Regions from separate parts of the Homo sapiens genome. Here region 2 is linked to region 1. A link is a loop called in an ENCODE intact Hi-C map of the cell type or tissue named here. Cell type or tissue: GM12878. All regions are shown on one strand. Links, peaks and the distances in the headings refer to the core of each region. The heading gives the core; the rest is flanking DNA.

The links. Peaks named below come from ENCODE experiments on the same cell type or tissue, not always from the same donor. Only the 100,000 strongest peaks of a DNase experiment are listed, where the experiment ranks them.
Region 2: a loop joins it to region 1, with 4 times the contacts of the local background. A loop is called at or near these places in 4 of 110 quality-filtered maps.

What each region holds. Positions count from the first base shown.
Region 1 is chr11:6,741,850-6,750,411 of GRCh38, forward strand. It overlaps the pseudogene GVINP2. Among named protein-coding and RNA genes, the nearest start is that of OR2AG2, 26 kb to the right of the region's middle. RefSeq lists an enhancer at 4,640-4,829. In GM12878, for the core only: no CTCF peak of the experiment used is centred there; DNase peaks (open chromatin) are centred at 4,032 and 4,692; H3K4me3 peaks cover 1,956 bases; H3K27ac peaks cover 2,198 bases.
Region 2 is chr11:5,686,184-5,694,064 of GRCh38, forward strand. TRIM22 (tripartite motif containing 22) reads left to right here and starts at 3,607. Exons shown (of 8, transcript NM_006074.5): 1 at 3,607-3,716. It overlaps LOC124902620 (a long non-coding RNA gene), which reads right to left and starts at 6,571. Exons shown (of 2, transcript XR_007062561.1): 1 at 4,495-6,571; 2 at 4,044-4,113. RefSeq lists enhancers at 3,287-4,279, 3,401-3,740, 3,712-4,911, 4,327-4,426. In GM12878, for the core only: no CTCF peak of the experiment used is centred there; a DNase peak (open chromatin) is centred at 3,568; H3K4me3 peaks cover 1,836 bases; H3K27ac peaks cover 2,234 bases.

The DNA.
Region 1 (8,562 bases), core at 3,517-6,016:
AATAGAAAATTATTTTTGAAGGTCTCAGATAATGATGGAGTGCAGTCATGACACTCACACAAAAGGGTGATTATATCCTAACTAATGGAATAATGATGAAGCCGTCTTTGCAAAATTGTGAATGAGACAGTGAAAGAGATCTAACTTAACTAACTCCATCTTGCTTCTAACCTCCAATTTGTCCTTGTTCATTCTTGGGTGTGGGTTGAACTAGCTTTGGGAGAAACTTAGTTTATAGTTTAAACAGAGATGGTGGCAGCCCTTTCCCAGGGCAGACTTCCTTTTTACCTGGGGACTAAATTGCTTTTGTAGGACTAAGATTAGCCACAAGATTATAAATTATGGTTTAGGAGTCATGCAGCTGGAGGCTGAAAGATTCTGAGCCTCTCTAAACTGCTCCTAAGATCATTGCTTGAGAGATTTTGCAGATCCTGTACTTAATGGATCAGCCGGCACCACCCAGATCGATAAACTGGCTCATCTGATCTTGTGGTCCCCATCCAGGAACAAACTCAGCGCAAGAAGACAGCTTCGACTCCCTATGACTTCGTCCCTGACCAGTCAGCACTCCTGGCTCCCTGGCCTCCCCCAACCTGCCAAGTTGTCCTGAAAAACCCTGCTCCCCGAATGCTTGGGGAGACTGATTTGAGTCATAATAAAACTCTGGTCTCCCACACAGCTGGCTCTGTGTGAATTACTCTTTCTCTATTGCAATTCCCTTGTCTTGATGAATCAGCTCTGTCTAGGTAATGGGCAAGGTGATTCCCTTGAGCGATTACAATGAAATGGAATTGGTTTTAATAAGTACCACAAAGGTAGGGAAAAGAATCCAGTCAAGAAATCATGGATACATATAAAGTGGCAGAGATAATCCAAGATTTCTATCTCTAGATAAATGCCAATATGTGCACATATGCACCAAGACACATCTATGAGAATGTTCATGGCAGCACTATTCATAAAAGTCACAACTGGAAATAAAGCAAATATCCATCCACATCCAGATGGGTAAATAAAGTTTGGCATATTCATACAATAGAATGTTATACAACAATGAAAACAAATACCACAGCTCTGCACAACAATATGGGTTAATCTCTCAATATTAAGTTGTGAGAAAGGAGTCAAATACAAAAGAATAACACTGTAAACTTCCACATAAAGAAAGATAACTGGCAAAAATAATTTATAATATTCCCATCTTTCCAGCATTTCAGACTCCAAAGAAACCTCTCTTTCCTTCAGTCCTTACAATCAGACATCACATCTTCATGATTTCATATTGAATTGTATTATCTATCTCTTCCTTAGTGCCAGGCACTTTGCTAGACAATAGGGTTGAAGAGAGAAATAAGAAAATGCATGGGAGAGTCTTTGAGCCTAAAATCCAGCAGCCTAGAGAAAAAGCTAAGAGTGACAAAAAGATTTACATCAAAGCATGTTAAGGGTCCTCTCCCCTTTGATGGCCTCACTTCCTAATTCTAGAGAAGCCATCTGGTCAGGCCTTTCTCACATTCAAACGTTTCACCTTCAAATTTAAGACTACAGTGGCCACCCTTGTGTTTTTTTTTTTCTGATCCCCAAGGAAGAAGTGTCCCTAATCTCTGTGCAATACTAATTCCGTCCTTGAAATCCTGCTCCTACTTATCTCCCCTAGGGTCTTGCTTTCTATCTCTTGAGTCTAAGATATCTCCAGCATCTTACTTTCTTGGTTGCTTCACTCTGGACAAGAAAACATACTCGAGGCTTCCCATACTACTTAAATGCAAATTGGTTCCTGCCTATTCTATAAGTTTTTACTTTCTTTATATTTTCATTATTTCTAGATTTCTCAAAAAAGTATTTCAATTAGGCATATCTGGCTCAATAAATGTTTGTTGATGAAATGAATTGATGAATTCGTTCCACCTACTTCTCATCATTTAGTCTCACTTCATCTTTTTCTTAAAAAGTTCTCTATAAGCCTGATGCTCACATTCAAATTACCAAGTCAGATGTCTCTACAATATTTTCATCCTACTAATTCTAGGGACCTGTCTTTTTTGACTGCCTCTCCTTTCTTGTATCCATCATGAAAATATTCCTTTAAGTGAAACTGATCACACAAGTAACATGGATTAGAGATTTATCAAAGATAAGCTAAAAATCCCAGAATTTGTTTCACGCTTTTTTTTTTTTTGAGACGGAGTTTTGCTCTTTTGCCCAGGGTGGCATGATGTCGATCTTGGCTGCAACCTCTACCTTCTGGGTTCAAGCAATTTTCCTGCCTCAGTCTCCTGAGTAGCTGGGATTACAGGTTCCGCCACCACACCTGGCTAATTTTTGTATTTTTAGTGGAGACGGTGTTTTACCATGTTGGCCAGGCTGGTCTCAAACTCCTGACCTCAGGTGATCCACCCACCTCGGCCTCCCAAAGTGCTGGGATTACAGACGTGAGCCATCGTGCCCAGCCTTCATACATGTTTATTGAGGGCTTTCAGTGTGTTGAAAAAAGTTCTAGGTGCTGTGGGTTGACTGATGAATAGATTAGATCCCTACCCTTACAGAATTCACATTTTAATAGAGGAAGGATTATGAACTTGTAAATGTATGAATAAGTAGATAACATTTTCAGAGTTTTTTAAGTGCTAAGAAAGAAATAAGGAAGTAATGGGATTAAAGGTCACTTGAGACTACTTTAGATTTTGTGCTTAGAGCGTACCTCTTTGAGGAGATGTATCTCTGCTGTTAACTATGTGATGCTTTAGGCCCTTCTTGTCTTTTCTAGTTTCTACCAAATTTTAGTTTGCCTCAGACTCTGACACCTACCCTATATCTTACTATTCCTTTGGATTAGGAGTTGTTCTTTGGACTTGTTGGATTAACTATGTAGAAAGGTTTATTCAATTAAAAACTCATCCTAAATTCCTGGCTCTAGCCCTTTGGCCACATCTTCTTCTAGGAAAATTTTTGATAAAGGAAATCCACCCAGTTTTGATGGTGAAATGGTGAAGCAGGAAACTTTTATGTCGTGGAAGCTTCGTTTTCCTAGTTCTTCCCCCATAATTTTGCTTCCTGTTGAATACCCATTACATATTGGACATTAGTGTGCCCTATTTGCCTATTCTGTGAGAGTAGCCCTTGAATCTATTTTCTCACTCCTCTTGTGATCCATTTTCTACATTCCATCCTGAAAATCGTATTTAAATCATTTACTTCTTTGTTTACAAACTTTTGAAATCCTACATTCGTTTATGATACAATGAAAACTACGTGACCCTGGCCGTTAAGACCCCTCATAATGTGGCAGCAATTAACCTCTGTAATTCCTTTTTACAACCACTCTTTTCCCTTTTCCTACCATCTGGGTCACTCTCTTCCCTTAAATGCCACATCAGCCATCTTCCCTCCACCTCAAGGACCTCAAGATGTTTCTTGACTTTGCATATTTCACTATATGAACCCTTCCCTACTTTCTCTCCCTAGGATTTTACACTCCTGACCTAGTTCATGTTTCTCTTTATTTGTGAAGCTTCATTAATTTTCCAGGTCAAGTTAGCAACTCTCTTTTCTGTGTTTGCAATACTAGCTATTATTCAAATGAGTCAAATTAACAACATGAAACTTTTTTACTTGAGCCCTTTGTTCCTGGAAAACAGTTATGGTTAAAGAAATCCATCCACTTTTTTTGTGTTCTGAGAAAGGGATTATTACAAAAAACCACCCCTCCCCATATGACTTAGATAAGGCATATGTGTCTTTTTTTTTATGATAGGCCAGACACAGACTCTTTAAATTCTCATTCTCAGCTTCATAAAAGATTAGCTGAACTGTTTATCCTCACTGGACAGTAGAAACAAAGTGATTATTAACTTGACCGAATATCAGTTAAATTTCTCTTCCTCTTCCATGCTCGTGAGTTTTGATCTATCCTTCTTCTGACCCAGCATACAACCCTCCTAAGAATCAGCTGACCTTGGGTAAAACATTTCATGGTGATCTTCCTGTCCCCATACTGATATCTTTCTAGCTTTGTTGATCCTTCACCATAAAAGGAAATCTTTTTCTCTCTGGTCTTTGAGATGCTTGTAGCTCTTGTGGTTGGATGGTTTTCTCTATTGCAATACTCTCCTTCCTCTTGTTGCAATGATCCTTGTGAATAAAGTCTCTCTTTACCTAAAAATGTGTTTGTTTTTATTTGATAACAAAAGTTACCAAAATGTTTTTTGTCTGTTTCAATTATATACTCCTTCTTCTCCCAGATTTGTAGCTTTTTGGAACCAGTCTTTTTCCTTTTCCTACCATCTGGCTCACTCTCTTCCCTTAAATGCCACATATTGGACATTAGTATGCTCTATTAATGACAATGCCAAATCCACATTTGTATTCCCAGCATGTCTTAATCTCCCTGTGTCTGACTGCTCCCTATGTTTATTTACATCAATTTCTCTTTCTACTTTAGTTTCTGGGTCTGTTGCTGTATCTCTCTGTCTGCTCTATTTCCTCTGTTCTTTACCTACCTGTCCTGAGGCCAAGATCCTGTCTTCAGGTTGCTCCAGAGAGACGTGCATGGAGAGTAGGTTCCTTTTCTGGGGCTGGGGCTGCCGACGTACAGCTTCACCCCAGGCTTTGGCCCCTTATGTGAGACAGGAAACTGAGTTTATCCTCAGAGCAGTGCAAAACTTCCTGCTGTAAGGTTTTACTTTCGTATTTGTTTTTTGTTTCTAAATCTGCTGATTGAAAGGAAGCCTGTTTATGCTTTCTTGCGAACACCATGTTCATATGGGAACTGGACCATGTTTACATTGGGACCACCATGTCCTTACATGGCAGAAGAGCAAACAGGCAAAAGAGGGCTGAAATCACCCTTTTATAACAGCATTAATACTATCTATGAGGCAAGAACTCTCATGGCCCTCTCACCTCCCAAAAGCTCCATCTTCTAACACCCCCACAATAGGAACCAAATTTCAACATTAATTGAGAACAGACAAACACTCAAACCAGAGCTCCAGTCAAATCCTCGATGAGACCATGATCTCAGTCAACACTAGATTACAATCTGGTGACATCCTAAAGTAGAGAACATAGCTGTACTTTACCTGGACTTCTGGTTACAGAAACTACAAAATAATAAATGTGTGCCATTTCAAACCTCTAAGTTTGTGGTAATTTGTTATGCAGCAATAGAAAACTAAAATATGTCAGTTGATCATCTTAATGAGAAATGGTTTTGGTAATGGCCATTTTCAAGATAGGAAAAAGAAAAATAATCACAGGAGATAGATGACAAACCCAAGATCACACAGGTAGTAAGAAGCAGACAGAGAACTCTAAGTCTAGCTTTCTTCCCATGACACTATGTGGTCTAACAGAGAAGAAACCATGGTTGCCTCTGCAACTGCCCATCTAAACGAAAGCTCTCATTTTTCTTATCTCTGATGGACAGAGATGCCTGCAAAACAGCTCCCTTATTTGCCTTTCACCTCTGAGGATAATAGCCCTTTATACTGAATTAACATTTCATAGTTTCTTAATTAAATGGGGTGAATAGTGATTAGGCCCAGACGCACGATAAACTCAGAGCTTTACAGAAAAAAGAGGAAACACTCAATTTCAGTGATTCTTTTATCAAAATTCCCATCTGTTCCTGCCCTGACAGTGAGAAAAATGAAGCCCACTAAGGTAACATGTGACTTCTGTGTGTGAGCAATTTTTTTTGCAACATCTGAGGCTCTTTTTCTACATCCCTCCAGTGATTTAAATTTCTAAAACTCAAGTTCTTTATTAAACACAAGCACTAAGAGAGTAACAGTCATTTATTTGTTCTTTGCATTTTAAGAAGAAAGGTCAAAAACACACTTCTGATTTGATATTTTTAAGTATCCACACCATTTAAGAACACAGATATATCAATTATAAATTTAAGATAGATGCAATAAATTCTTAATAAGGCAAGCATTCAGAATTGCAGGATTATTTTTGAAGTTATGTTATTTCCATTGGGCAAGGTAGCAGTTTTTGAAGTCCAAGAACCTTAAAAGTCTCCTTCTGAGGAGAAATTTATATTGACAAAGACCAGAGAAGTTATAAATATTCACAGTTTGCATAGCAGTAATAAGAATGATATTCATTGTTCCTGTTCTTAATTTGACATATTTCTAGTTGGATAGAAATTTCTCCAACTGATTCTATGTAAGAGGAAGTGCCAAAATTAGGCTATCAAATTGCAACTCACCTTGACAACTAAAAAGCCCATCAATATTGAGAACACCCACAATGATGTCTAGCACACATGTGAAAGGTGTGGAGAGCTCTGGTGCATGAGAACTTTATTTTTCATTTCAGGAACATCCAAGAAGTCATGGCCATGAGCAAACTGGAAACCATGTGTAACCCCACTGGACCTGGGAGCTGAAGAATCATGTGTTTGGCTAACGGAACCAGCTGACCAACCAGATTCAGAAAAGAAAAATTCAGACACTCGAAACAAGCATATTTGAGGCTCCAGTTACAGAAGAATATGAAGCCATCAAGCAAGAACTTGAAACACATTTTAATGAAGACCCAGAGAATAAAATATAAGTTCAATGGAAACATAAGTTAAATTTTGAAAAATGAGTTCAATTTTGAAAATAAGCTAATAATCCTTAAAGAGCAACTTCTTTCAGACAGCAAAAGAAAAGCCAATGAACTTATTCGTTTTTTAAAAAATTTAAGAAAGACTGGATAAGAAAAAGAGAGATTATAAAAACAAACTATTGGAAAGGAGCCGAAAATTGTTTTTAATTGTAAAGGCTAAAAAGTTGAGTGAGGAAGACTTACATGAGAAATTCAATCAATGTCGGAAAAAAAGGGTCTGTGATGTGTCCACAACTCTTCCTAAAGTCACAGAGCCTGACACTGATTTGGATTCTGAAAACATCCTTTCAGAGTATTTAAAACATGAGATGGATGTCATGGACATACTAACAAGAAATTCTGCAGAGAAGTTTCAAATCAATTATGACAAATATGTCAAAATGAATAAGAAATGTAACAATTTTGAAACAATGTGATCAGTAGTCATATTCATGAACTCTTTCTCAATGACATTAATAGTCAGAAAAAAATTACAGGTAAATGACATTAATCGTCCTTGAGAAAGAGTTCATGAATATGACTACTGATCATATTGTTTCAAGATTTAATAAAACTATTAACAATATTTGGAAAAAGCAATGTGATTACAATCCAAATACATCCAGAAAATTCTAAAGACAACAGAGGAAGAAGTGAAACCTGCATCTACTCAGGAAAGATACACATTTAAAAATAAATATATTATCAGCTTATGCTTGTGTTTATTCCAGTGAGCAACAGAGAATTCTAAAGAAATGCACAGGGCATTCAAGAGAGCAAATGATCCTGTAAACTATCTAGAAAGCAAGAAAAATGATTTCTTGATGAGGTTTAAGATTTCCTGCCAAGAAGCAACCTCCAGCAAAACACTTACTGATTTTCTGGGGCACAAGCTCGTTCCTGCTGTCTCTACCATCATATGGGGGAAAAATAACCATTAAAATTGTGGGGACATGTGAGCTACCTGCCCTGCATTCAGTGAAAACAGGACTAACCTGGAGAAACACATTCTCGTCTCTCTGGGAGAAGAAGAAAACTTTGATCATTACTGGCAATACTTTCATAATAAGAATAGCTTTTTAAGGAATTACATCAAAATCAATATTAAGAGATACTGTTTAGACAATGCAGGTAAAAAAATGAAGATTTTTTTGAGAAAAGTTTAGTTGACATTAATAATGGCATCCTCCCTGCCCTTCATGAATCCACATCAGTAGCTAAAGATAAAAGCAGCACTGCTTCTGGTGGTTGGATTTATTCTGTGATCGCCTGGAGAGCAACTTGATCTTTCCACAGAGAGACTTGACAAGGATTAAACACCAGGAGATAAAAGATACTGAGTTTCTCAGAGAAGACATGAGTGCGGCTTTGGATCTCACAATGAGGAGAATAGAACAGCATTATTCAAGTATGCCTATGGAAGTAATGGTTTCTAAAACTGAGAAAATGCTCTCTGAACATCTCTGTGGCTGCTGGAAACAGTGTCCCTGCTGTGAAGCAATTTGTACAAACACAATTCCTACACACGAAGGAGACCATGGTGTTCCCTTCCCCTGTCCTCAGGCTGTCTATGGAGAGGAATAGTATAAAACAGGCCATTCTGTCATGGCTTGCTCTACTAGTTTTGTAGCAAGTGATTGTTTATTGGTTTTGAGCAATGATGGAAAAATCCCATATAAGTATCAAAAGGCAGGAGTGGATTATGCCACGGGGAGCATCCCTCCAGATTCCTCCACCCAGCCATCTTGGAAATGGTTTCTTTCTCACTTCAGATCAAAGCTAGAATATAAATATCAGGAAAAAAAATTACAGGTAATGGTAAAATCCCTAACTCATGGGCCAAAATCCAAAAGAAGGACATCCTTGAAGATTTGAAAAAAACAATGATACTCAATGACCACAAAAGAGCCCTAGTGTCTGAATAAAAGAGTCAGTGTAGGCCGCGCACGGTGGCTCGTGCCT
Region 2 (7,881 bases), core at 2,147-4,646, 1.1 Mb before region 1:
GGTAGAGAGGAGTATTTAGTTTGAAAATGAAAATGCCTCAGGAGAAGGCAATGGGGAGCACTGCAGTGGGCAGCCTGTTATCACTTAATTCCATCATCAGTAACCTCATACCCCCTCCACACTGTACCCCCGCAGCTTTCTGTTTCATGAAATCAGGTAGGGGGCTTTTGCATTTTGTTCTTTATTGTCTCAGATTTACTAGAATATGGTGTATATAAGGAGTAATATTTAAATAGATATGAAGATATATAGCTATTAATCTAATTTTAATTGAATATCTTGATGTCACATTTCTGTTCTATTCTTGCTGTAAAGATAACTGCTGTGTCACCTAGTTTAATTCAAATATTCTTCTGGCATTAGTAATAATTATGTGGCAGTAATAATTATAGTAATAATTATAATAATTAGTATTATTAATAATTACAATTATTAATAGTTACAATTATAATTAATATTACTAATTGTTATTTAGTAATAATTATGTGGCATTAGTAATAATTATGTAATGATTACATTTGCAGTGGCTCACACCTGTAATCCTCGCACTTCGGGAGACCAAGGCGGGTGGATCACTTGAGGTCAGGAATTTGAGACCAGCCTGACCAACATGGTGAAACCTCATCTCTACGAAAAATACAAAAATTAGCCAGGTGTAATGGCAGATGCCTGTAATCCCAGCTACTCAGGAGGGTGAGGAAGGAGAATTGCGTGAACCCGGGAGGTGGAGGTTGAAGTGAGCCGAGATCATGCCACTGCACTCCAGCCTGGGCAATAGAGTGAGACTCTGTCTCAAAAAAAAAAAAAAAAAAAAAAAAAAAAAAAAAAAAAAAAAGTAATTATGTAAATTTTTAAACAAATTTTAAACGATTTTTTAAAATATCCTCTCTGTTTTCTTCCTAAGTATTATTCAGACTCTAACCATATTTACTCTTATTTTGCTCTTTTTCTTGAAGAGAAAAATGTTAAATATCCATGGACCCAAAGGTAGAGATATTTCATTTGATTCCTTTTCAAGCAGGAAAGCAGGATATATAAGGTTTACAGGCTGGGCGCGGTGGCTCACGCCTGTAATCCCAGCACTTTGGGAGGCCAAGGTGGGTGGATCATGAGGTCAGGAGATTGAGACCATCCTGGCTAACAAGGTGAAACCCCGTCTCTACTAAAAATACAAAAAATTAGCCAGGCGCGGTGGCGGGCGCCTGTAGTCCCAGCTACTCGGGAGGCTGAGGCAGGAGAATGGCGTGAACCCGGGAAGCGGAGCTTGCAGTGAGCCGAGATCGCACCACTGCAGTCCGCAGTCCGGCCTGGGCGACAGAGCGAGACTCCGTCTCAAAAAAAAAAAAAAAAAAAAGGGTTTACAGAGAAAACACAGAGCTCCAACAATAATATATTTTTTCTACAATTTAGAACATAGGTTAGAATATGGAGCCTGCCAACATGCTCTACTCTGGTGATAAACTGTGTGTGGTGCATTCAGTTTTTCTATTGGCCCACGTTTTCTGGTATCTTGTCAGGACCTAATATTACTACTGTTTTCTCTCAGCTGCAATTAATACTTCATGAGATAAATCAGACCAGGATGAAAGTTCACTTCAGATGTTCAAAGCCAGACGAGAATAAAAGGATGGCTATGAGATCTATGGAAGTGCTGAGAAGGGAAGAAATAATGGACAGAGAACAGGTCTCTGGATAAATGAGTTCATTCACTTTGTCCATTGTGGTTGACACTCGGACTCCACTCTGTGCACTCCAGAAAAAACACATTCACTCACTGAGCGCTCACTCCCCTACAAATGTCAACAAGATATTCTATTCAAACATGGAATATACCTAAAATTACATCTCTTGCTTATTTATCTTCAAGAAGAAATAAGAAAATTTCACGCCTGTCTTAGTCAAGGTTCATCATAGCAATAGAACCACTAAACTATGAATTTATTTGGAAAGAAACTTGAGAAATGTCTCAGGTGATTCTGGAGACTGGCAAATCCAAAGTCTGCAAGGTAGGCCAAGAGGCTCTGGATCCAAGAAGGAGTCAACGTTATAGCTCACGCCTGAGGTTTGCCTGCTGGTAATATTCCCTCTTCTCGGGGAGAAGTCAGTTTTTTCTTCTATTCTGGCTTTCAGCTGATTGAATAAGGTCCTCATAGATATAAGTGAGTAGGAAAGAATTTATAGCCAGGATTAGCTTATTATTCTGTGAGCAACAAATAATACCAAAATATCTATTATTGAAATAATAAACATTGATTTCTCAGTCATCCTACATGTGTATCATTGATTAAAGTATGAAGATGGCCATGCTCCATAGTGTCAGTCAGGGATCCATGTTATGGAAGCTCCATGAGTTGCCTTTTTTTTTCTTTTTTTTTGGGTGTGTGTGTGTATGTGTTGTGTGGTGTTTGTTTGTTTGTTTTTTGTAGAGACAGGGTCTTACTATGTCACCCAGGCTGCAGTGCTATGGTGCAATGACGCAATCTTGGCTCAATGCAACCTCCACCTCCTGGGCTCAAGCCATCCTCCCATCTCAGTTTCCTGAGTAGCTGGGACTACAGGTGCACATCACCACACCCAGCTATTTTTTTTTTTTTAATTTTTCTTAGAGATGGGATTTCACCATGTTGCCCAGGCTGGTGTTGAAGTCCTGGACTCAAGTGATCCACCCACCTGGGCCTCCCAGAGTGCTGGGATTACAGGCATGAGACACCACAGGCCTCCATCAGTTTTTGATGGCATTATCTGGCACATGCAGTTAAACAAGAATACAATAGACAACAGGGTACAGAAGTATGTGCATGACGTATAACATGTTTCAGTGCTGCTTTTTAATTGATTGTGTAAAAATGACCAAACTTTTCTTAGAGAAGCAGGGAAAAGTGGAAAAATTATGAAGGCATGAGAGTAACTCAATGAATGATTATAATTAAACAGCATCATCTGTTAACTTCCATGTTCTCACCTGCCTCAGTGGCTGGGTAACATGACACTGACACAGTTTTACCTCTATTACTCTCTGGAATCCATCCTCATCTGGTCTGTCTGGATTAGGAGCAGGAAGTGATAATTAATTGATGGACTCTTAAGATTTAATGACATTTTGAGAACATTTTTTTCAATGGGCTCACACTAAAGATCCTTTTATTTATAAAAATAATTTTTTTACCATTCACAATGTCAGCTGCTAATACTCATCTTGTCAGCCCAAATTTGTAGAGCTTTATAACTGAGTATCTTCCTCGTCAGACTGCATTTCAAGAAGCTAGGTCCCAAGTCTCTGGATCTTTATTTTCCTGGCTTAGGTCTTAAATATAAGATAAATTCGACTAATAATTATAGGACTGCATTGGAATTCTAAGTATTCAGGCAAGCTGTATAACTGTAATTCACATTCTTTTTATTCAAATATTCTTGCTTGAGTAAACCACAGTAAGAATAAGGAAGTAGTGACTGAGTGCCTTGCCAGTACAGCAGATGCTAGAACATAATGTAGCATTACTTTCCCCAGGGTTTATTGTTATGTAAGTTCTTGTTCAGCTTCCTTTGTTTTCTTTCACTTCTGAGAATTTAACTTTCGTTTCTCACTCAGCTCCTGTGGGGAAACTCATTTGTGGAGACCAGCCCTCTGGCTTGGTGAGTGAATCTGGTTTACACCGGCTCCTGCCCTGCCTTCACTCTTCTCCCCTGATTCAAGACTCCTCTGCTTTGGACTGAAGGTGAGTGGAGCAATCTGTGGGAGCATAGAATGGGAGGCTTTGAGAAGAATAGATTGATTGTGTCTGGGTGAGTTTAATTTGTAGTTCTGAAGCTGCTCTGCATAAACAAAAAGAGGCAGCTTGTGAACTGTCTGCTGAGATGGCAGAGGAAGAAAGCACTGAGTCTGGGAGAGGGGTAACCTTTAAAGAAGAGAGGTTTGCAAAAGCAAAAAGCCTTGCTTGTTTCCTAGAGGGACCATTCATTTCTTCAATCTAGGTACCTCCATCACCTTCCTTGTTGGAAATAAAGCTCAGAATCTTAAGGGAGACGAGCACTCAAACAAAGGATTTCTCAGCAAAGCAATTTTATTTCTGTGCAGAGGGGTGCTTCTTCTTTGCCAGTCGCCATGAGAGCACACTAGAACAAAGGAGGAAGAAAGTTTTTATTCCTGACGCAAATCCTACCCCTTTGCCCTTTCCCCATTGGCTGGAGTCGGCCACACAATCTAAACTAGACTCAGTTGGCTAAACATTTTAACTTTCTTTAGATAAGGTGGGCACGTGAGGGAGAGAGGGGAGATGGGGAAGGGGTGTGTGTGATGAGCTAGATAACTAATCTTCTTCCAAAATAAGGAAAGGAATGTGAGTTGGTACTGATAACGCCTGGTACTGTGACATGTCTAGGCATGTAGCAAAAGCAGAAAGGAAAGAGAAGAGAAGAAAAGTGAAGTGGGGAGGGGCACTGTGAATTAAAGAATAAAGGATTGATCAGGCTATTTGAAGAGAAACCTTATCATACCCCACATTCCTATTCTGTCATTTTGATTTTTCCATTTTGCCAACGTGGATCAGAATTTTCTTTTATTCAGAGGCAGCAAATTCCTTCCTCCTTTCTCCCGAAGAAGCCTGTGCAATGAAGCTTTGTTTTCACTTTTCATAAAGCAACCTCATGATGAGGTTCAGCAGGGATGAGAGCCCTTATCTGGATCTGGGTATGAGGCGAAGGAGTCTTAGGTACTCAGTCTTCAGAAGTAAGGCCCTTTTGAAGGTTATCCTTTTACTTGCCTTCTGGTAACTTTTTGGATGCTGTCCATAGCTTTCCTGATAAATTAGCAGCCCTCTGGTTAGTCCGAGGAGAGAGGCCGCAGGACGGGCAGACTGCTGCTCATCTCTGCAGCTCCACTTTGGTCTCTTGTCTCTGAAGGTCCAGTCACAGGGAACTTGTTCTTCTGAGTACCCACAGCTTACTCTTCCTTTGTAGCAGGACCAGCCACAGAAAAAACTCCTCAGACACCGAGGTAAAGAAGGAAGGGGTTTATTCGGCCAGGGGCATAGGCAAGACTCCTGTCTCAAGAGCCGAGCTCCTCGAGTGAGCAATTCCTGTCCCTTTTAAGGGCTCACAACTCTAAGGGGGTCCGCGTGAGAGGGTCGTGATCGATTGAGCAAGCAGGGGGTACGTGACTGGGGGCTGCATACACCGGTAATTAGATCGGAACAAAACAGAGTAGGGATTTTCACAGTGCTTTTCTATACAATGTCTGGAATCTATAGATAACAAACCAATTAGGTCAGGGGTCCATCTTTAACTACCAGGTCCAGGGTGTGGCCCCGGGCTGTCTGCTTGTGGATTTCATTTCTGCCTTTTAGTTTTTACTTTTTCTTTCTTTGGAGGCAGAAATTGGGCATAAGACAATATGAGAGGTGGTCTCCTCCCTCAACTTCTGTAGCACCCAATGAACCTCTGGTATCCACTCCTGTTTTAGAAGTTGCTATTATTCTAGGTACACCTTTTCATCATGAGTTACCTCAACTCCCTACTCAATTTTCCCTTGCACAGAGCTAAGGCAAGGAGTTGGTAATTTCTCCTGAGTCTTATCTCGATCTTATCGCTGAGCATTTTGTACCTTGATGCCTATGTCACCCATATTCTGATGTGTCCTTTTCTTTGTTTCACTTTTCAGAGGTCCAGGTAACTGTCTCCTTATGTGTCTGTACCGCACATCTTGTCAAGGTCCATATCTAGTATTTATTCATTGTCAAGTCTAGTACAGGACCCAATAAATAAAACTGTACTTTTAATTTTTGAAAAATATTTTTGACTAAATTCACAAAACAAAAGCATACAGGTATAGTAAAAAAACAAAAACAAAAACAAAAAAACTATCTATTCGATATATAATCAACATTAAATACCGGTAAGAGATTATGCTCTGGACTAGGGAAAAGGAAGTAAACACGCAGTCAAAAAAAGGAAGTAAACCAGCAGTTTTAATGTAGCAAAAAGGTAGCAGTTACTAGAGGATAAATGTAAAACCAATAAAACAAAAGCAACAAACTAAAAGGGCTGCAATAGGATGTGGTATCTGTAGTGCTCTTGTCAAGGGCTTTGCAACTTTAAATAGATTTCACATTAGGTCTCACTGTGAGACAATGATTTTGAGCAGTCTTCAATAAAATGATGGATTTAAGAACTGATGAACTAACTGTGAGAGAAAGAGATGACACTGGGGTAGCTTTATGAAATCTGTCCTCTGTTACAAAATGACTTATCTGAAACATATTGACCAGAGAGTTAGAACTCTTGGAAAAAGGGTCATTACTTGGGGAAAACTAAACCCTGGACATTTTAGTGGGTCATTGAAAAAGGAACTCTGAGTTTAGACAAATAAGAAGTGGTAACGGTGTTTCTGAGTTCTCCAGGTTTCTGCATGCCAAGAACAGGACCTATTTTCTCCATTGGTAGTTCCTGACCCAAGGAACAGGGGAAATTTAAAAGATGTTGGCTAGGCCAGGCACCTGGTGGCTTGTGCCAAAGCCTAGCCAAAAATCCCAGCACTTTGGGAAGCCAAGACTGGAGGACTGCTTGAGTTGAGGAGTTTGAGACCAGCCTGGGCAACGCAGTGAGACCTTGTCTCAAAAAAAAAAAAAAAAGATATTGATGGCTAAACCCCTTATAATTTTTCTCCTTATTGTGTAGCCACACTAATTTAATTTAATCTTTTTTTTTTTTTTTCTTTTGACGGAGTCTTGCTCTGTTGCCAGGCTGGAGTGCAGTGGTGTGATCTCAGCTCACTGCAACCTCCGCCTCCTGGGTTCAAGTGATTCTCCTGCCTCAGCCTCCAGAGTAGCGGGGACTACAAGCAACTGCTGTCACACCTGGCTAATGTTTGTATATATATATATTTTTTAGTAGATACGGGGTCTCACCATAGTGGCCAGGCTGGCCTCAAACTCCTGACCTCAGGTAATCTGCCCGCCTCGGCCCCCCAAACTGCTGGGATTACAGGCTTGAGCCACAGCGCCTGGCCATCTTTTTTTTTTTTTTTTTTTTGATTTAAATTGCACAGATAAAGAAAGCTTCTGTGCAGGTAATCAGAGTATTCTGAAACAAGGAAGCTACGGACCTAGTTAGCCTTCACCGTGTCATAGAAACTTCTACATTCGCACCACCTTCAAAGGGGAGCATGCATTTTGTTTATGTGTCTGTCTGTCTACCTGTCTTAGGTCGGAAGGGTTTCAATGGGGCTACATTTCTTCAATGTTAGAATAAAGAATGAATAGGCCGGGCGCGGTGGCTCACGCCAGTAATCCCAGCACTTTGGGAGGCCGAGGCGGGCAGATCATGAGGTCCGGAGATCGAGACCATCCTGGCTAACACAGTGAAACCCCGTCTCTACTAAAAAGACACCAAAAAATCACCCGGGTGTGGTGGCGGGCGCCTGTAGTCCCAGCTACTTGGAGGCTGAGGCAGGAGAATGGCGTGAACCCGAGAGGCGGAGCTGGCAAGGAGCCGAGATCGCACCACTGCACTCCAGCCTGGGTGACAGAGTGAGACTCCGTCTCAAAAAAAAAAAAAAAAAAAAAAGAATGAATAAATCAAGAAAAATAAGCACTTGTATTAGTTTTCTAGAGCTGTCATAGAAAAAGTACCAAAAGTGGTTGGCTTAAATAGCAGAAATATATTGCCTTACAATTCTGGAGGCTAGTTATCCAAGATAAAATGTGTTGACAGGGCTGGTTCCTTCTGAAGGCTATGAAGGAGGCCTCTGGTCCATGCCTCTCTTCTAGCTTCTAATAGTTTCCTGGAAACCTTTAGCATTCCTTGGCTTATAGGTGCATCACCCTGATCTCTGCTTTCTTCTTCACCCTGGCATATTCCTTGTGTATAAATGTCCCTTTTTGATAA